Regions from separate parts of the Homo sapiens genome. Here all the other regions are linked to region 1. The links are chromatin loops, found by intact Hi-C in ENCODE. Cell type or tissue: heart right ventricle. All regions are shown on one strand.

What was found. A loop is a pair of places that touch in the nucleus more often than their neighbours do. Peaks named below come from ENCODE experiments on the same cell type or tissue, not always from the same donor. Only the 100,000 strongest peaks of a DNase experiment are listed, where the experiment ranks them.
Region 2: a loop joins it to region 1, with 2.6 times the contacts of the local background. A loop is called at or near these places in 3 of 110 quality-filtered maps.
Region 3: it touches region 1 in a loop (4-fold over the local background); 11 of 110 quality-filtered maps call a loop at or near these places.
Region 4: a loop joins it to region 1, with 5 times the contacts of the local background. A loop is called at or near these places in 24 of 110 quality-filtered maps.

The regions. Positions count from the first base shown.
Region 1 is chr22:33,300,253-33,305,252 of GRCh38, forward strand. LARGE1 (LARGE xylosyl- and glucuronyltransferase 1) reads right to left here. Exons shown (of 15, transcript NM_133642.5): 12 at 3,977-4,255. Among named protein-coding and RNA genes, the nearest start is that of MIR4764, 130 kb to the right of the region's middle. RefSeq lists an enhancer at 1-10. In heart right ventricle, a CTCF peak has its summit at 1,952 (motif pointing right); DNase peaks (open chromatin) are centred at 56 and 1,949; H3K4me3 peaks cover 628 bases; H3K27ac peaks cover 873 bases.
Region 2 is chr22:33,491,968-33,496,967 of GRCh38, forward strand. All of the region lies in intron 6 of LARGE1 (LARGE xylosyl- and glucuronyltransferase 1), which reads right to left. Among named protein-coding and RNA genes, the nearest start is that of MIR4764, 58 kb to the left of the region's middle. In heart right ventricle, no CTCF peak of the experiment used is centred here; no DNase peak of the experiment used is centred here; H3K4me3 peaks cover 718 bases; H3K27ac peaks cover 999 bases.
Region 3 is chr22:33,465,660-33,470,659 of GRCh38, forward strand. All of the region lies in intron 6 of LARGE1 (LARGE xylosyl- and glucuronyltransferase 1), which reads right to left. Among named protein-coding and RNA genes, the nearest start is that of MIR4764, 31 kb to the left of the region's middle. In heart right ventricle, a CTCF peak has its summit at 2,233; a DNase peak (open chromatin) is centred at 77; H3K27ac peaks cover 811 bases.
Region 4 is chr22:35,022,281-35,027,280 of GRCh38, forward strand. No RefSeq gene overlaps it. Among named protein-coding and RNA genes, the nearest start is that of LINC02885, 27 kb to the left of the region's middle. RefSeq lists an enhancer at 1,626-2,216. In heart right ventricle, CTCF peaks have their summits at 1,949 (motif pointing left) and 2,153; a DNase peak (open chromatin) is centred at 1,961; H3K27me3 peaks cover 2,722 bases.

The DNA of each region.
Region 1 (5,000 bases):
ATGGTAGTTACCTTAAAGAGCAGTGTGAAGAACAGAGGTAATGACAGACTGAGTGCAGCTGGCAGGGTTTCTGGCACATGGTAAGGGCTCAGTAACTTGTAACTGTCATCATTCTTAAGTAATTAACAAATGTGTTTTTTTGAGATAGGGTGTTGCCCTGCTGTTCAGGATGGAGTGCAGTGGCACAATCATGGCTCACTCTAGCTTCAGCTGCCTGGGCTCAGGAGATCATCCTGTCTCAACCTCCCAAGTCGCTGAAACAACAGGCATGTTCCACAATGCTCAGCAATTTTTTTTCTTTTTTTTGGAGATGGAGTCTCACTCTGTTGCCAGGCTGGAGTGCAGTGGTGCGATGTCAGCTCACTGCAACCTCTGCCTTCCGGGGTTCAAGCGATTCCCCTGCCTCAGCCTCCCTAGTAGCTGGGACTACAGGCATGCACCACCATGCCCAGCTAATTTATGGTATTTCAGTAGAGATGGGGTTTCACCATGTTGGCCAGGATGGTCTCGATCTTCTGACCTCGTGATTCACCGGCCTCGGCCTCCCAAAGTGCTGGGATTACACGCGTGAGCCACCGCGCCTGGCCAATTTTTGAAATTTTTTGTAGAGATGGGGTCTCACTATATTGCTCAGGCTGGTCTCGAATTCCTGGGTTCAAGCAATTCTCCCACCTCAGCCTCCTAAAATGCTGGGTGACAGGTGTTAGCCACTGCACCTGGCCAATATTAATATCTTGACAGAGCTTGGGTACAGAATTTTATGGGAGATCAGTGCTGAGAAAGTCAGTTTCTAGAAGGGTCTGGGGGCTTCATTGGAGTCCTCAGCTGCCACAGCAAACAGCACCCTTAACCTCAACTCCCACCAGTGATGCTATGGTGTGCACAAGGGGCATCCACTGGTAACGTCTGGGTCAGAAATGAATCCATCTACTCACCAGAAAAAATGTCCCTGAAGCCAAGGGTAAGTTGATATGATTATGTCATATGAAAAGAACAGTGTCTGCTTATTTGGGGCTTCCGAGAGAATGACATTCCTCATTGATTCTCATAAATACTTTGGTGCCTAGGAATTGTCTAGGTCAGAGGTTACACTCTGGTAGTTTGGGGTGGGGGTGTGAGGAGTCAAGGCAGCCTGAAGGCATATTTTGTCGGCCTCAACAGCATTTGAAATGATTTTTTTGCTCCAAATCATCATCTAAAAACAATTTTTAAAAATTAGTTGCCAACATTAAAAAAACATTTTATATGAAAATCCAGATTCCCAACTCCTCTTGAAAAATATGAATACCTAGTAACCTTCCCTGCGTCCATAAAGCAATAATGGCACGATTGTGTGGAGAGACGACTGGCTCCCTGAGACCAGGGCTCTGGTCTCTCTATTGAATTGTACTCAGCATTCTTGGGAAAAGTCTGGGAAGAAAGTAATAAAGTTTTAAAAGCAATTTGCAATATTTCAAAACCCCTGAGGGGAACCACATACCTTCCTGTGATAAGGTAGCTAAGGCCAACTACCACCTCAAGTGACTCTGCATTAAGCAAGTGCTAAGTAGAAGGGCACACTAGCTACCTCACTTCAAGTAGGGTCTGGATTAGCAGTGAACGATGCCTTTAATTAATAAAACATAGAAAGACAAAGAAAAAAAAACTGTTCATACGTATTGCTTTTTAAAACATGATGCCCATGAGGTCAAATAATTAAATAGTCCTTGCACAGGGAGTAGAGACCACAGACTCATACGGGGCCAGCTCACTTTCAATTGGCTGGAGCGAAGAAGAGTCCCAGAGGGGTGGAGGGTGGGCAGGGGTCCAATCCTGAAGCCTCTTTTCTTAGTCTAGGGTGGCACTCACTCCCATCATCTATCTGTTCCCTTGGGAGCCTGTCATCCCGGAAGCTGCCCAAGTTTCAGAATCTGCAGGCATCAGAGGCTGCAAGCCCCGTCTGGCCACATGGGGGCACCCTGGCTCCACACACTGGATTCTAAGACCCAGCAGGCACTGGCACAGGCGCTGGGGCTGGAGGGAGTGCTCCATTTCTGCAGCCTGGTGGGTCAGGGGTTGAGGCTCATGGTGCTGGGTACCACAGCACCTCCCATTCCCGATTCAGGGTCATGCTGCCTAGGGGTCGCTGACCCTACTGTTTTTAACAGAGTCTGGTAGGGACTCCTCCCGCCCCAGGGGAGGGATTAACACTAGGAAACCCGGAGATGTCCCTGGAAGGACACGGACTCAGAAGCTGGAGAGAGAACACAGGCTGCCTGACCTTGCTCCAGACAGCGCAGGGCACGGAGGGTATGCAGGCTAAACCTACGCTTTGGCTTCCCGACAGAAAGTTTAAAGACTCCTAGAAGCTCTTTTCAGAGAGAAAGAGACAGAGGCAGTAAGAGAAAGATACTAAGAGACAGAGAGACGGAGTCAGAAGGAGGGAGGGAGAGCAAGAGAACGAGAGAGAAAGAAATCAGACCTTGCCTGGTTTGCGACAAACAGAAACCCCAGCGCAGCCCAACAACGTGTAGCAGGGTGACGGGCAGACCTGGGGCTGCAGACGCTGGTTCACACCCTGGCGTGAGCTCTCTGGACTTGGACTGTTATTTTGCTTCTCTGGGCCCCACTCTTCCTTCCTGTAGAATGCAGGTAGCTATACCTGCCTCTGGGGTTCGATGTGTAGAACCAATGGGATGATATATGCAAATCACCTCTCATGGTACCTGGATCTAGGCAGGCACTCACTAGGTATTGGCATAATTCATGCTGACCAATGGCAGTAAATAAAGGATTTTTTTAAAATGTCATTGGACCATGATACTGTGTGACTTTAGTTTTCTCATGTGTGAAATGGGACCTTTGGGCCATATGACTTCCATGGCTCCTATCAATCCGAATTGTGTACTATTCTGTAATAAATGCACTCTTCACACAGCCATCTAAGCCTTCCATTAGCCGAGTGCTTTCTCCAGCTGCTGACACCCCGTCCCATGATGTGGGGGGAGCTGGAAAGGGACACTGGAGATTCACAGAAGCAGTTGTCATGGTGCTTATGCACTTGGCTCTGCAGCCAGACTGGCTGTTTCCACCCCAGTTTCCCTTTCCTAGATGAGTAACCCCGGGCCAACGGCTCCTGGTCTCGGTCCCACAGTTCCCCATTTAGAAAAGGAAGGTGATAATACTACCCACGGCAGGGACTTTGGGGGAGGAAATGAGATCCTACCTCTCAAGCACTCAGAACAGTGCCTGGCGCGCAGCAAACACTTCCATAAGCACTAGGCATCATCATCACTTAGATTTGTTTAAAAGACTGGGCAATAATCTTTCTTGGGTTATATGAAGGTTGTCTGGTCCAAAACCAGAAGAAGGAGGGTATGTTTTCTTCTATTTATTATTATTATTTTTTGAGAAGGAGTCTTGCTCTGTCACCAGGCTGGAGTGCAGTGGAGCAATCTCGGCTCACTGCAACCTCCGACTCCCTGGTTCAAGAGATTCTCCTGCCTCAGCTTCCCAAGTAGCTGGGATTACGGGCACATGCCACCAAGCCCAGCTAATTTTTTTGGTATTTTTAGTAGGGGGGGGGTTTCACCATGTTGGCCAGGATGGTCTCGAACTCCTGACCTCGTGATCCACCTGCCTCAGCCTCCCAAAGTGCTAGGATTACAGGCGAGAGCCATCGCGTGCCTGCCTGAGGAGGGTATGTTTTCATAGATGCTACAGAAAAAGCAATAGACTGGCAGACAAAAAGAGATGTTCGCTGGACCAAGCTCTGCCATCAACATTTCCTTCTGCAAACTCAGGTTTCAGTCTGTTCACTGAGAACTCTATTGCTGGGTGGCTGTGGGCAGGTCCCTTCCCCTTTCTGGGTCTCTGCTGCCCCATCTGGAAAAGAAACCTGTTGGACTAGATGATGACCCTAAGGGCCTTTTGGTCCTGGCACTGCATGGCCCTATGTGCCTTCTGGCCTGATGGCCAGGCCCCTGCAGGTCCTTACCTGAGGTACTCATAGAGCCCATACATGGGCAGGAAGTCAATGTCAGACAGGAACATGTAGGGAGTGCTGATGTGCTTCATGGCCACGTTGCGCAGCAGGTTCACGGGGTAGAACTGGCCCTCCTTGTACACGATGTGGTAGCCCACGTTGTGGCGGCTCATAAGCACCTCAGAGCCCTGTGCGTAGCGGAGGAACTGCTGGGCCTCGGCGTCTGACAGGTAGAGGGCCAGGCTGATGGGCCCCTCCCAGTGCTTGCAGATGGCCTCCAGCATCTGGAGCCTGGAAGAGACAGGGAGGGTGAGCCGCGGGACCTGGGCCATCCATGCATCATCCGCCGGGCCTGTTGTGGGGCTCTGCCTCCAGTGACACTTGATCAACCAGCTGTGGATCAAATCCCTGCTTTCAACGTTGACTCACTCAGTTCCTTTACCTATAAAACAGGCATCAAAACACTTACCTTGCTGGTTCTCATCTTTCCCTGCTTCCAACTGAACATGTGATATGAAGTTGTATCCCACTATAAGCCTTGGACTCCTCGTTTCAAAGCCAGGTGGTGAGTATATTAAATGATTTGAAGATCCCCTTCCAGCCCCAAAGTCCTACACTTCTCTCTCCACAAAGGTATAAAAAAGCTCTGCTGATCTCCTAAGGCAGTGACCAGCCAGAGAGGACTTACACAAACTTAGAGGCTGCTAAGTTACAAGGAACGGTAAAATAAACAGTAAACACAAGAGCTACAACAACTATAATTACAGATGTGCTGCAGTGTGCCAGGAGCTTCCCAGAATTCTCTCAATAACCTTGAGCACTAGCTGTCATTCTCCCCATTTTCCTGATGGAGGAACGGACGTGCCGTATGTTCAATCAGCTTGGCCTCTTACACTTAGAGGCCAGACATGTGTAGACAGGTACCCTGATGGGACCTTGGAGTCAGGGAGAAAAAAATAACACTAAAAAAGGGAATAGAAAAATATGTGAATGTTGGAAACAAAAGTCTACCTGGGGTGATGCTGTCTGCATCACT
Region 2 (5,000 bases), 190 kb after region 1:
CAAATGGTAAGAAGAGTTTCATGGAATATTTCAAAATAGAAAGATACAAAAGTATCAGTGGCAGTGTTCTGAACAGAGTGGGTGCCAGAATAGTGTTGAATTACTAAATGAGTGATGACAGAAAGAAGAAAAAGCAGGTAGATAAATAGGTAACAGCAAGACTGATGGGGCCTTGTCGGCCACTGGCAGGTGACAGATGAGCCAATGCATCACTGAGGGAGATGCAAGGGAGGCATGGTGACACTCCAAGCTCCCAGATTAAGCCCCTATAGCTGAGAGGCACAAAGAGCAAGAAGCTGGGGCTGCAGGGTCCAAAGTCCATGGCAGGAAGCAGGCCCATCTTGATTCTCTGACGTCTGCTCTGTGCACAACATTGCCAGTGACACTTTTGCGTCTTTCAAGTGAAGGCAAAGGAGTGGGGGGACTACACTGGGTGCAAACCACCTCCTGGGCACCACACTTTCCCTTTACATCTGTGAATCTCCTTTGTCCCCTCAAACCCTTTGAAATGGAAAGTGCTATCTTGATTTTCAGCAGAGGAAACTAAGCCTCTAAGTAACAAACTCCAGTTGCACAGTAAACAGGAAGCAGAGTGGGGACTCCGTGCTGCTGTGTCTGAAGGCACAGGCTGCAAGCTCCGGGAGCTTTGCAAATTCTTTCACTTACACAATTCCTAAGAGCCCTTGAGAACGAATATACAGCCCAAATTAGCCTGCCAATGAGCGAGTGATTTCTTTGAAGTCTCAATTTTTAATCAATTGTGCACATTTTAAATTTTACCTCATAATATGGTTGTGTGCTAACTGAAAACAAAACAAAACAAAACATGTTTTAAATTACTTTCATATGAAAGGACGTCCTGTCCTTGTCCTGGGGGCTTTGAACAGTATCTGATAAAAGCTGAATCTCCACAGGGAGGGAGGAGGGAAATGCGGGCGGCGGGTGGGCAATGCGCACCCTGTTTTGAAAGGCAACATACTCTGCTGTGATGCTTCCTCTCTAACAATCCATTTTCAGGACAAAAGAGAAATTATCAGAGTATCCCATTAAATTCAAAATTGTGTTTAATGCCTGTGTAAGTGAGAAGAGTAGCAGTGCTCTGGCACATAACTCGAGGGTCCTCTTTCAAATTCCTTCCTGCTAAAACCATCTCTATCCAAATGGATAGCTCTACAAGCATGGTGGCCTTTTTTTTTTTTTTTTTTTTTTTTGAGACATAGTCTTGCTCTGTCGCCCAGGCTGGAGTGCAGTGGTGCGATCTCGGCTCGCTGCAACCTTCACCTCCCGGGTTCAAGTGATTCTCCTGCCTCAGCCTCCCTAGCAGCTGGGATTACAGGCGCGCGCCACTATGTCCAGCTAATTTTTGTATTTTTAGTAGAGACGGGGTTTCACCATGTTGGCCAGGCTGGTCTTGAACTCCTGACCTCAGGTGATCCTCCCACCTCGGCCTCCCAAAGTGCTGGGATTACAGGTGTGAGCCACCGTGCCCGGCCTGAGCATGGAATTTTTTAATGTGTCTACATCTGACATTTGTGGAGGTGATAAAATGGTTCAACCTAATGGTGATGACAGCCAAGTCTGAGTGCTGGTCCAAGTACTGGGCAATATGCTTTATTTATGTGGATAGTTCCAAATCAACACCCACCCCCACAACAGCAGCAACCCTATGAAGTAGGCAGTATGATCATACCCATTTTGCAGATGAGGAAACTGCAGACAGAGGGATTGAACCACTTTTCCAAGGTGACCTAGTTGGGATGTCTTGGGGCTGGGATTCACAGCCACACAGCTGCACTCAAGATCCTTTATTTTAAACAATGACTCCAGGTACCCAGCCTCTGTGGTCCACATCTGCATAGTATAGAGCTAATAAATATCAGTGTGCCCAGACTCCTGACATAATTAAGAGACCCTCCAAACCCAGGTGCTGACAAGGGCTCTACATCTTCCAACTGGGTGGCAGTCACAAGACACTTTCTATTTGCAAAGTACGCAGCAGTTGCTCAATCTCTAGTGAAGGCTCTCATTTAAAAGGTGCTACTTTGTGCAAGGCGATGCCCACTCCGTGGCTAACACAGGTCCAAGGACAAATACGAGAAATTAACTTTTAAGCTCTTCAGCACAGATGCCAAGTTTGAACACTAATTTATAGACAGCATTGATGCTCAACAGCTGTATAAAGCTGTGCTGAGAGAAAGCTTTGCATATGGTCTTTGATGAGCTCTGAAGCCAAAAAGCCCTGGCTGTGGATCTGGAATTTTTCCACTTATAGGTTATTGGGTCCTGGGCAATGAATTGAACTGATGTGCCTCAGTTTCCCTACCCATAAAATGGAGATGGCTTGTGTGTGCTGTTGTGAAGATTAACTGAGGACGTTTCCCTTGGTTAAATGCTACTTGACAGCTTACGTAAATGAATAAAGTGACTGAGCTGCTTCTAAAATATAACAAAGATTAATGTATGTGGAAGTGCTCAGTACGGTGTTTAACACAGTTAGTGCTCAAAATGGTAGAAGAAAATGACAATGATTCCATTAAAAGATTAGCTATCATGCCACCATATTCTATTTTAATTGGTTAGATCCATAGCATTGATTCCTCACAAATCTGTATATTTTAAATGGTTCCAAGCTCTTTTCCCACCAATTTTCCCAACTGATATTCACAACTACCCTAACAGGTAGGCAGCTTAACTAATCTTACACTCATTTTGCAGATGAGAAACATGAGGTTCTGTGAGATTAAAGGACTTGCACAAAGCCACTAGGTTACTTGGCATCTCTGTCACAGCTAGGATGAGAAATCTGAGTCTCGTTTTCTCCTTTGCCAGTGCTGTTTCCAAACTGCCTGCAGGTTCTGCAAAATCACAGTGAAGAAAGATAATCGGCTCTCTGGGATCACAGGGCAAATCTGGGAGAGGGCAGGCAACTCTCCTCAAGTCTCTGTCCTCTCTTGGCGCTGCCTCTATGCAGATAACTGCACCCTAGGGCTCAAGGGGAGAGCCACACTCCACTCAGTAATGCTATCCCAGTCTGGAACTGTGGCTGATTTCCTCGTTCCCTCTATTCTCTCCCTGCAATTCATCAGCAAGGCCCACGTGAACATGATTCCACTGCCTAACACTCTCTTCCCCACCCACACCCCCACCCCCCGGACACACAGAGGCCTCCTTTCTCTCCATCAAACATCACAGGCTCTCTCCTTTGCATCTGCCTTCCCTCTGCTTAGAACACTTCCACAGCATCTTCTCTTGGCGGAAGCTTCTCATCCTTTGAACTTTCCTTTGAGTCTCCATCGTGTTGCAGTCTTACATCTTTCATAGCACTGACCGCTATCTGAATTGTCTTGCTTATTTACGCTCTCCCAAGCCCTTGACTGCCTTGGTCGCCTTATGCAGTGCATGCTATATAGTGTAAAAACAAGTTTTCCATCCCCTGTAGCACTTGCCCAGGACAGAGCAAAACTAAAGTTTGGCTGGGCGTGGTGGCTCACACCTGTAATCCCAGCACTTTGGGAGGCCCAGGCGGGCTGATCACAAGGTCAGGAGTTCGAGACCAGCCTGACAGACATGGTGAAATCCTGTCTCTACTAAAAATACAAAAATTAGCTGGGCGTGGTGGCATGTGCCTGTAATCCCAGCTACTCGGGAGGCTGAGGCAGGAGAATTGCTTGAACCTGGGAGGCGGAGGTTGCAGTGAGCCGAGATCACACCACTGCACTCCAGCCTGAGTCAGAGTGAGACTCTGTCTCAAAAACGAAACAAAACAGAACAAAACAAAAAAACTAAAGTTTGTATTTCAATGCTACTGCTTTGAAACAGCTGAAGCCATAAAGGGGTCATGATCACGGTAGACTCTAACTGGATCTGCTGTGGTCTGAGGGTCTGTGTTCCTCCAAACTCCTATGTTGAAATCTAGTCCTCAGTGTGGTGGTATTAGGAAGTGGTACCTCTGTGAGTGTATTAGTCAGGATTCTCTAGAGGGACAGAACTAATAGGATAGATGCTTCTATAAAGGGAAGTTATTAAGGAGTACTGACTCACACAATCACAAGTTGAGGTCCCACAATAGGCCATCTATAAGCTGAGGTGCAAGGAAGCCAGTCCGAGTCCCAAAGCTGAAGAACTTGGAGTCCAATGTTGGAGGGCAGGAAGCATCCAGCATAGGAGAAAGATGGAGGCCAGAAGACTAAACTAGTCTAGTCTTTCCACGTTCTTCTGCCTGCTTTTATTCCGGCCGTGCTGGCAGCTGATTAGATTGTCCCCACCCAGATTGAGGGTGGGTCTGTCTTTCCTAGTCCACTGACTCAAATGTTAATCTCCTTTGGCAACACCCTCATAGACACACCCAGGAACAACACTTTCCATTCTTCAATCCAATCAAGTTGACACTCAATCTTAACCATCACGGTGAGTGATAATATCATGAGGGCGAAGTCCTCATTAGTGAGATTAATGCCCTTATAAAAGAGGCACAGAGAGCTACCCTGCCTCTTCTACCAAGTAAGGACACAGCAAGAAGGGTAATCCAAGAACCAGGAAAAGGGCAATCACCAAGACACCAAGCTGAGTCTGCCAGCAACTTGAACTTCCCAGCCTCCAGAACTGTGAGAAATAAATTTCTGTTTATGACCCGTTCTGTTTACGCTATGTTGTTAGCAGCCTGAATGGACCACGACAGGACTAAAGAAACACTCTTCTTTTCCGGCCAATGAACTACGCTATCGTTTTCAACAACTTTGTACAAATCTATGAACTCATTAGGTCCTGCCCAGAAAACAGTTTTCAGACTCTATCTCTCATTCCACCTCTTTTATCCCACTTCTGCACTTAAAAACTCCTAATTTTTCTCTTTGTGATGCACTCAGTAAATTTTTACATGGGCATCTGTTCTCTTGCCTATCAGGAAGTAAATAATAAATTCAACATTGTTTGGTTTATCTTTTTCATTTTATTTTTGCTTTCTGTTTATTTTTGTTTGGGATCTTGTTCATAAAAATAGG
Region 3 (5,000 bases), 170 kb after region 1:
ACTGTGAAGCCAGCGAGGGAAGGAACTGCATTCTACACTTGTTTGCTTCTCCAGCCCTGGCACAGACAAAGTGCACTGCTGATGTGCCAAGAACATTCCTTAAAAGGCTGAGTGACAGTGACTCCATCCTCCTAGTGTGGCTCACAACAGGAATCTGCGTCTGCCCAAATTCCTCCTCTCTCTCACCAATGGCATCCCTATCATGCTAACTCCAAAATATATCTTGGATCTAGCCACCTCCATCTGCAAATACTGCTGTACCAACTTTCTTACCTGGTGCTAAGTGGTCACCTTTCTTCCATGACGTCTTCTCCCATCCAGTTCCCTACTCGAAAAGTCTAGACATAAAAACCCAAACTTACTGTGGTAGCCTATACGTCCCTACCCAATATGTCCCCGCTCATTTCCATCCTAATTTCATAACACCACCTGTCACTCCCTATACCCCGGCCATGTTGGACTTTCCACCCTTCCAAGACCACCAGCTCTGCCCTGTCTCATGCCCACGCACATGCTGAAATGCTCACCCCAACTCTTGTCATGGTCAGCGCCTTTCTGTGTTTCCAGCTTGAATTTCTCCTCCTTGGAGAAGCCTTACTTCATGTCCCTCTCTCCGAAGTAGCTTTCCCTGCCCTGCCTTACTCTTGTTCTCTCTTTCTTTGTTGCCTTCTAATGCCCATCACTGTTTTTTTTTCTTGCTTTTTCTCTTGCCTCTCTCTCTCTCTCTCTCTCTGTCATACTTGAACACCCAGGCTCTTGTGGGAAGTCTATGACTTATTATTTCTAGGACCTGGTGGGAATATAGTAAGTGCTCAATAAATATTTGTTGAAGGAAAAAAAAAAGGAAGGCTGCATTAAATTTGAAGATATTTCTTAGATGAGCTGTGAATGTTACTTGTCATCCCAGGTATTTCTTTTTTTGTCTAATACCCCTACATAAATCAAACACCCACTATCCCAAGGAAAGAACACTTCTGTTGTAGAAAGGGCAGCAGATAATGAGCCCTGGCCTCATTCACCCCCTCTCTCTCTCTACACACACACACACACACACATACACACACACACTACACACACACACCTTAAGAGTTTGTTATCACCAGGCATGGTGGCTCACGCCTGTAACCCCAGCACTTTGGGAGGCTGAGGAGGATGGATCCCCCAAGGTCAGGAGTTCAAGACCAGCCTGACAAACATGTTGAAATGCAGTCTCTACTAAAAACAAAAAAAATTAGCTGAGCGTGGTGGAGCACGCCTGTAATCCCACCTACTTGGGAAGCTGAGGCAGGAGAGAATCACTTGAATCTGGGAGGTGGAGGTTGCAGTGAGCCAAGATCGTGCCATTGTACTCCAGCCTGGGTAACAAGAGCAAAACTCTCTGAAAAAAAAGAGTCTGTTCTCTCATGTTGATCCTAGTTTTCATTACTTATAAAGGAATGATATTGTTTCAACTGTGTCTTCCATTTTTCCAGAGGCAGGTGTTAATTCCAAGAGTGAGGGCATTCCCTCTTCTCTTTGCCACCCTTCTTTGCTCTCCCACCTCATAGCTGTATCTGAATTTGTACAAATTGTGACCCTCAGCTCGGTGTGCTCAGTGCTGAGACATTTCTCAACAGGAAAGAACAATTCAAAGGAAATGGTGTTGGCTGATAAGGGACCCAGTGATTATTGGCAAAAGTCCTCCAATCTCAAGCTGTTTTCCTAATTAACTAGTCCCTCTTTCCTTAAACTGCTGCATCTTCCAACTTTTTGTGATAGCTAATTCATTAAGAGGCAGAATCCAGAGAGAAGGCCTTTAGACTTTCCTCAAAACGACTCAGTTTAAAAGCAAATAGGTGAAGGATTAACAGAAGGTTCAAGTTTCATTAAGTAGATGTGTTGATGTTACCGGAAAGTAAAGTGCAGAGGGCTGAGTCTTCCATCCTTTGGAATAGAGCATCGCCCATAATGAATTCTGAACAGCATCACTTTCAACCCTGCGATATTTCATTCATTGATTTTACTGTCAAATGAAAAGGCACTGGTTCCAAATGGCATTTAGTGAGACAGATGGGGAGTGACCCAGGCTTCATTACTTGGCTGTTGCTCTCTAATTTTAATGCTACAGGGGTGGAAAGCAACAGAGGCGCTGGCTGCTCCGGCTCTAACATCTGGAATTGCTTTGGTTTTTGTCCATGTTACCAAAACTTGGCTCTTCAGCCCCATCTGTCTTTGGAAATTGGCAGAGCTCAGTCTACCTTAGATGCCAGTGGAGTGCCTGACCAAGCTTCTCTCCTGTCATTCTGAGGCTTTGAGGGGCTCATTTGAGGCTGTGACCTCAATGTTCGGGCAAATCTTGCTAGCTGTGGCAGAAGACGAGCAATCTGAAAGGAATGCAGATCTTGAAGGTAACATCTGGAAGCAACCTGTCATGTTTCCTAGGATGGGGTAATGCTAATCAACAGCGTTGATGAGCGCATGGAACACCAACAGCCTGGTCTCTGTTTTGATCTTGTGACTCTTTGATCAGAGCATTCATTCCTTTGTTGAGGACTCTCCAAATCAATGTCTCTGCACAATTCACCCCTCTCAAGCCTCAGCTGAGTTTTGGCCCCATATCACCAATTCTACCCCAGGCATCTCAACTAGGCTGTCACTCAAAGTTAACATGAAAAAAACCCATTGATCTGGGTGCAGTGATGCCTCTAGTCCCAGTCCCTTGGAAGACTGAGGCAGGAGGATCACTTGAGTTCAGGAATTCAAGGTCAGCCTGGGCAACACAGCAAGCTCCCATCTCCTTTTAAAAACACAAATAAACAAACCCCAACATCTAATTTTTCTATTATAGTCACCATCTTTAGGCAGCACATTCTGGAGTCTCAAATCCCATTACTTATCAACTTCTGATCAATAATTCCTTTGGCAAAAAGGAGGACACAAAATCAAAACATTTATTGAATATTTCCTAGGAACACAAGATCTGCATACATCTATTTTATTTTTCCCAGCGGCTCTCTGAGATACATATATTAATCCCCGTTTGTATGGATTAGGAAACTGAAGTTGACAGTTTAAGCTACTTGTCCTAGGGCACACAGCTAGAATACGGTAGAGCCACGATTCAAATCCAGGTTTGTCTGACTTCAAAGTCCTGTTATTTTCATCACACAAAGCTGCCTCCCCAAAAGTCTCATGGAATCTCCCCCCTATATTCCACAGCAGACTCCCAAATCTCCATCAGTATTTGCCTCCGACTTACACCTTTTCACCAACTTATACCATTGCCAGGTCAATCTTCCTGTAACACCACACTCACCATACCTCGGGAGCTGCAAGTTTCATTAATTAAAAATCACAGAATTAGTCAAAAGGGCTATTATTAAAAAGTAAAAAAATAACAGATGCTGGTGAGGTTCTGGAGAAAAGGGAATGCTTATACACTGCTGGTAGGAATGTAAATTAGTTCAGCCACTGTGGAAAGCAGCTGGGCAATTTCTCAAAGAAATTAGAACTACCATTCAACCCAGCAATCTCATTATTGGGTATATACCCAAAGGAGTAGAAACAGTTCTATCATAAAGACACATGCACACATAGGTTCACTGCAGCACTATTCACAATAGCAAAGGCATGGAATCAACCTAGATGCCCATCAACAGTAGACTGAAAAAAGAAAATATTGTACATACACACCATAGAATACTATGCAGTCATAAAAAAGAACAAGGTCATGTCCTTTGCAGCAATACGGATGGAGCTGGATGCCATTATCGTAAACACACTAACGCAGGAACACAAAATGTTTACCTCCAATAAGTGAAAACCAAACACTGAGTTTACATGAACACAAAGAAGAGAACAGAAAACTAGGCCCACTTGGGTGTGGAGGGTGGGAAGAGAATAAGGATAGAAAAACTATCTATTGCCTGTAATCCCAGCACTTCAGGAGGCCGAGGTGGGTGGATCACTTGAGGTCAGGAGTTCGAGACCAGTCTGGCCAACATGGTGAAACCCCCTCTCTACTAAAAATACAAAAGAAATTAGCTAGGCATGGGGGCATGCACCTGTAATTCCAGCTACTCGAGAGGCTAAGGCAGGGGAATTGCTTGAGCCTGGGAGGTGGAGGTTGCAGTCAGCCAAGATCGCACCACTGCACTCCAGCCTGGGCGACAGAGTGAGACTCCATCTTAAAAACAAAAAACAAAAAACAAAAAACAAAAAACCATCTATTGGGTGCTATGTTTACTCTTTTTTTTTTTTTTTTTTTCTGACACGGAGTCTCGCTCTGTCACCCAGGCTGGAGTGCAGTGGTGCGATCTTGGCTCACTGCAAGCTCCACCTCCCGGGTTCACGCCATTCTCCTGCCTCAGCCTCCCGAGTAGCTGGGACTACAGGCTCCTGCCACCACGCCCGGCTAATTTTTTGTATTTTTTAGTAGAGATGGGGTTTCACCACGTTAGCCAGGATGGTCTTGATCTCCTGACCTTGTGATCCACCCGCCTCAGCCTCACAAAGTGCTGGGATTACAGGCATGAGCCACTGGGCCTGGCCTACTATGTTTACTCTTTGGGTGACAAAATAATCTGTACACCAAACCCTCATGACATGTAATTTACTTATATCACAAACCTACACATGTACCCCTGAAACCAAAATAAAAGTTAAATACATCATGGCATTATTATTGAACTCTAAAAAGGCAGACAAGCCCTCTCTTGCTGTGGCTTCAACCCTAAACTCCTTGGCTTGGCTTCAACCTGCCACACAACTTTCAAGTGAACATTTATGATGTATTTACTCTATTTCAGGTATTGGGAATAATAAACAGGAATGAGCAGTCTTTGCCCTCAAAGATCTTAGAATCTATTCCTTTTGCTCCACGTTCTCCTCTCTGTCAAAACACACCAGTGCATGCTGTCCTGACAAGCCTGGTCTCTTAACTGAAGCCTCTCAGCCCCGTGTGGGCACATGCTCTCCCTCACCTCCCCGGAAGGGCCCCTCATTCCTCTCGTCCATAAGCT
Region 4 (5,000 bases), 1.7 Mb after region 1:
GAGGAGGCGCAGGTTGCAGCTGTAAATAGGGTGGTTGGACTAGATCCCATTGAGAAGGTGGCGTCTGAGCAAAGGCCTGGAGGACATGGAATGAGCCAGCCAGGCAGAGAGGATGAACTAGCCAGTGTAAATGCTCTCAGAAAGGGTATGTTCGGGGCACAGAGGAGGCCAGTGTGGCTAAGTGGAGGGGGCCAGGGGACAGTGGCTGGGGATGAGCTAAGGGAACTGATGGGGCAGACTGTGTAGAGACAGTCCCTCAGCTTTGGCACTATTGACCTTTGGGCTGGATAATTCTTTGTCGTAAGGGCCTGTCTCGTACATTGCAGGACATTGGCCGGCATCCCTGGTCTCTACCCACTCAAAGCCAGTAGCACCCTCCACCCAGTTGTGACAAGCAAAAATATCTCTAGATATTGCCAAGTGTTTCCTGGGGGGCAAAATTGGCCCCAGTGAGATTCGAGGCATGGAGAAGTGAAGTCACTTACCCAAGGTCACTTTGACTCATACCAATCTCATACCATGCTAACCCATAAGGCGGGCCACTGCTCCCGAGTGCAGAGTCCTGAAGTTCTGTGTGAGGGAGCAGCCTGGGTGGAGCTGTCTTCTCTCCACCAGAGCATGCCCACACAGCAAGCATCCTCCAGCCGTGCCTGGTCCTCCTGACCATGTCTGAGCTCTTGTCCCTCCCCTACCCAGCAAACTTACACATCCTTGTTCTCATTTCTGTTCAAGGCAAGGTTCCAGGAAACGGCGGGGCCCTAGAGCATGAGGTAGGCAACCTGCTGAGACCCCCAGTTGCCGACCGAGGCTGGCCTGCTCTTGAACCTGGTTCTGCCTCTTCCCAGCTGTTTGGCCCTGCAAGACAGATGAGGATGTTAATTTAACCTGCAGCACGTGACTGTGGTGAGGCTTAAATGAGAAAACGTTCATGAACCCATCTAGCAAAGCGCCCAGCACTGAGTAGGCTCCTAGATACTGGTTTCTTTCTAACACCTTGTCACAGTTTCCTAGCCCTGCCATAACAAACGACCACAAATTGGGAGGCTTAAACCAGCTTATTTTTATTCTCTCACAGTTCTGGAGGCTAGCAGCCTGAAATTGAGGTGTTGGCAGGGCCACGCTCCCTCTGAAGGATCAGGGAAGGATCTTTCCTTGTCTCTTCCAGTTTTTGGGTTCCCTTGCTCATGGCAGCATCACACCAATCACTGCCCCATCTTCACATGGCATTTTTTTTTTTTTTTGAAACAGAGTCTTGCTCTGTCGCCCAGACTAGAGTGCAATGGTGCAATCTTGGCTCACTGCAACCTCTGCCACCTGGGTTCAAGCAATTCTCCTGCCTCAGCCTCCCAAGTAGCTGGAATTACAGGCGCCTGCCACCATGCCCAGCTAATGTTTTGTATTTTGAGTAGAGACGGGGTTTCACCATGTTGGCCAGGCTGGTCTCAAACTCCTGACCTCAGGTGATCCACCTGCCTCTGCGTCCCAAAATGTTGGGATTATAGGCGTAAGCTACTGCGCCCGGCCCTTGACACAGTATATGTGTCTCTCTGTGTCCCCTCCTCTTATAAGGACACCAGTCATTGAATTTAGGATCTACCCTTCCCCCACCAAGGGAGGCCATGGGCAGGTCTTCCTTTCTCACAGTCTGTGCCTGTGTTTCCCCTCCTGCAAGCATGACCTTCCTGGTCCCCGGGCCCCAGGTGTTCTGGGAATATCCTGGGGCTGACCTCAGGCAGGAGAAAGGAGTTTGCTTCCCTGACATTTTTTATTCTGGATTAACCCAGCGAATCTTTGGGGACTGCGAGGGCACGGACACGGTAGAATCCCAGGTGGAAGAAGGCAAAGTGGGCGGGAGGGGAGAACTTGCATGTTTTAACCTTTTTCCTGCACCCAACCCCGCCATCCGACGCCAAGCTTCCAGTCAAACCTGAGACCACAGCTCCCCCTGGCGGTCAGCGCGAGCCCGCACCGCGGCTCTCCTGTGCTCACGCAGCCCTGCGCGGCGGAGGTGGCTGGAAATGAATTTAGCGTCAGCACAGTTATTTAAATTGTTTTAATTAATCACAGATTGAGCAGTAAATGAACCACTAAGTGGAGAGAGCGCGCGGGAGCAAGCGAGAAAGAGGTGAGGGGAGGAAGGCAGAGCCTAGGTGATGGCTCGAAAAAGCACAGACAGCTTCAGAGTGGGGCAGGAGGAGGGGGTACAGGCACAGGTCGCAGAGCTGTGCCCCCCACTCCTGGTGCCACACGTTGGGGCGGGGGGCATTCCAGCCCCAGTGGGGTTAGAAGGAGCGCAGAGCCTTGGGGCTAGGGCCTGCCTTCTCCCTTGACAAAAACGTTGAAAGGGGCCGGGCGCGGTGGCTCAAGCCTGTAATCCTAGCACTTTGGGAGGCCGAGGGGGGCGGATCACGACGTCAGGAGATCGAGACCATCGTGGCTAACACGGTGAAACCCCGTCTCTACTAAAAATACAAAAAATTAGCCGGACGTGGTGGCAGGCACCTGTAGTCCCAGCTACTCGGGAGGTTGAGGCAGGAGAATGGTGTGAACCCGGGAGGCAGAGCTTGCAGTGAGCCAAGATTGCGCCACTATACTCCAGCCTGGGTGACAGAGCGAGACTCCGTCTCAAAAAAAAAAAAAAAAAAGGTTGGAAGGTTGGCTAAAGAGAAGACAAAGCAGGAAGGGGGAGTAAACTTAGTAAATTTTTTTATTATTATTATACTTTAAGTTCTGGGATGCATGTGCAGAACGTGCAGGTTTGTTACATAGGGATACATGTGCCATGGTTTGCTGCACCCATCAACCTGTCATCTACATTAGGTATTTCTCCTAATGCTGTCCCCCGCCCAGCCCCACTCCCCAACAGGTCCCCAGGTGTGATGTTCCCCTCCCTGTGTCCATGTGTTCTCACTGTTCAGCTCCCACCTATGCGTGAGAACATGCAGTGTTTGGTTTTCTGTTCCTGTGTGAGTTTGCTGAGAATGATGGTTTCCAGCTTCATCCACGTCCCTGCAAAGGACATGAACTCATCCTTTTTTATGACTGCATAGTATACCATGGTGTATATGTGCCACATTTTCTTTATCTAGTCTGTTATTGATGGGCATTTGGGTTGGTTCCAAGTCTTTGCTATCGTGAATAGTGCTGCAATAAACATATGTGTGCATGTGTCTTTATAGAATGGTTTATAATCCTTTAGGTATATACCCAGTAATGGGATTGCTGGGTCAAATGGTATTTCTGGTTCTAGATCCTTGAGGAATCGCCACACTCTTCCACAATGGTTGAACTAATTTACACTCCCACCAACAGTGTAAGAGCATTCCTATTTCTTCACATCCTCTCCAGCATCTGTTGTTTCCTGACTTTTTAATGATCACCATTCTAACTGGCATGAGATGGTGTCTCATTGTGGTTTTGTCTGCATTTCTCTAATGACCAGTGATGATGAGGTTTTTTTCATATGTTTGTTGGCTGCATAAATTTCTTCTTTTGAGAATTGTCTGTTCAAATCCTTTGCCCACTTTTTGATGAGGTTGGTTTTTTTCTTGTAAATTTAAGTTCCTTGTAGATTCTGGATATTAGCCCTTTGTCAGATGGATAGATAGCAGAAATTTTCTCCCATTCTGTAGGTTGTCTGTTCACTCTGATGATAGTTTCTTTTGCTATGCGGAAGCTCTTTAATTAGATCCCATTTGTCAATTTTGGCTTTTGTTGCAATTGCTTTTGGTGTTTTAGTCACAAAGTCTTTGCCAATGCCTATGTCCTGAATGGTATTGCCTAGGTTTTCTTCAAGGGTTTTTATGGTTTTAGGTCTTACATTGAAGTCTTTAATCCATCTTGAGTTAATTTTTTTATAAGGTGTAAGGAAGGGGTCCAGTTTCAGTTTTCTGCATATGGCTAGCCAGTTTTCCCAACACCACTTATTAAATAGGGAATCCTTTCCCCATTGTTTGTTTTTGTCAGGTTTGTCAAAGATCAGATGGTTGTAGATGTGTGGCATTATTTCTAAGGCCTCTGTTCTGTTCCATTGGTCTATATACCTGTTTTGGTACCAGTACCATGCTGTTTTGGTTACTGTAGCCTTGTAATATAGTTTGAAGTCAGGTAGCGTGATGCCTCCAGCTTTGTTCTTTTGCTTAAGGTTGTCTTGGCTATACAGGCTCTTTTTTGGTTCCATATGAAATTTAAAGTAGCTTTTTCTAATTCTGTGAAGAAAGTCATTAGTAGCTTGATGGGGATAGCATTGAATCTATAAATTACTTTGGGGCAGTAAGGCCATTTTCATGATATTGATTCTTCCTAACCATGAGCAGGGAATGTTTTTCCATTTGTTTGTGTCCTCTCTTATTTCCTTGAGCAGTGGTTTGTAGTTCTCCTTGAAGAGGTCCTTCACATCCTTGTAAGTTGTATTCTAGATATTTTATTCTCTTTGTAGCAATTGTGAATGGGAGTTCACTCATGATTTGGCTCTCTATTATTGGTGTATAGGAATGCTTGTGATTTTTGCACATTGATTTTGTATCCTGAGACTTTGCTGAAGTTGCTTATCAGCTTAAGGAGATTTGGGGCTGAGACGATGGGGTTTTCTAAATATACGATTGTGTCATCTGCAAACAGAGACAATTTAACTTCCTCTCTTCCTATTTGAACACCATTTATTTCTTTCTCTTGCCTGATTGCCCTGGCCAGAACTTCCAATACTATCTTGAATAGGAGTGGTGAGAGAGGGCATCCTTGTCTTGTGCCGGTTTTAAAAGGGAATGCTTCGACTTTTGCCCATTCAGTATGATATTGGCTGTGGGTTTGTCATAAATAGCCCTTACTATTTTGAGATACATTCCATCAATACCTAGTTTATTGAGAGTTTTTAGCATGAAGCGTTGTTGAATTTTATCGAAGGCCTTTTCAGAATCTATCGAGATAATCATGTGGTTTTTGTCATTGGTTTTGTTTATGTGATGAATTATATTTATTGATTTGCATATGTTGAACCAGCC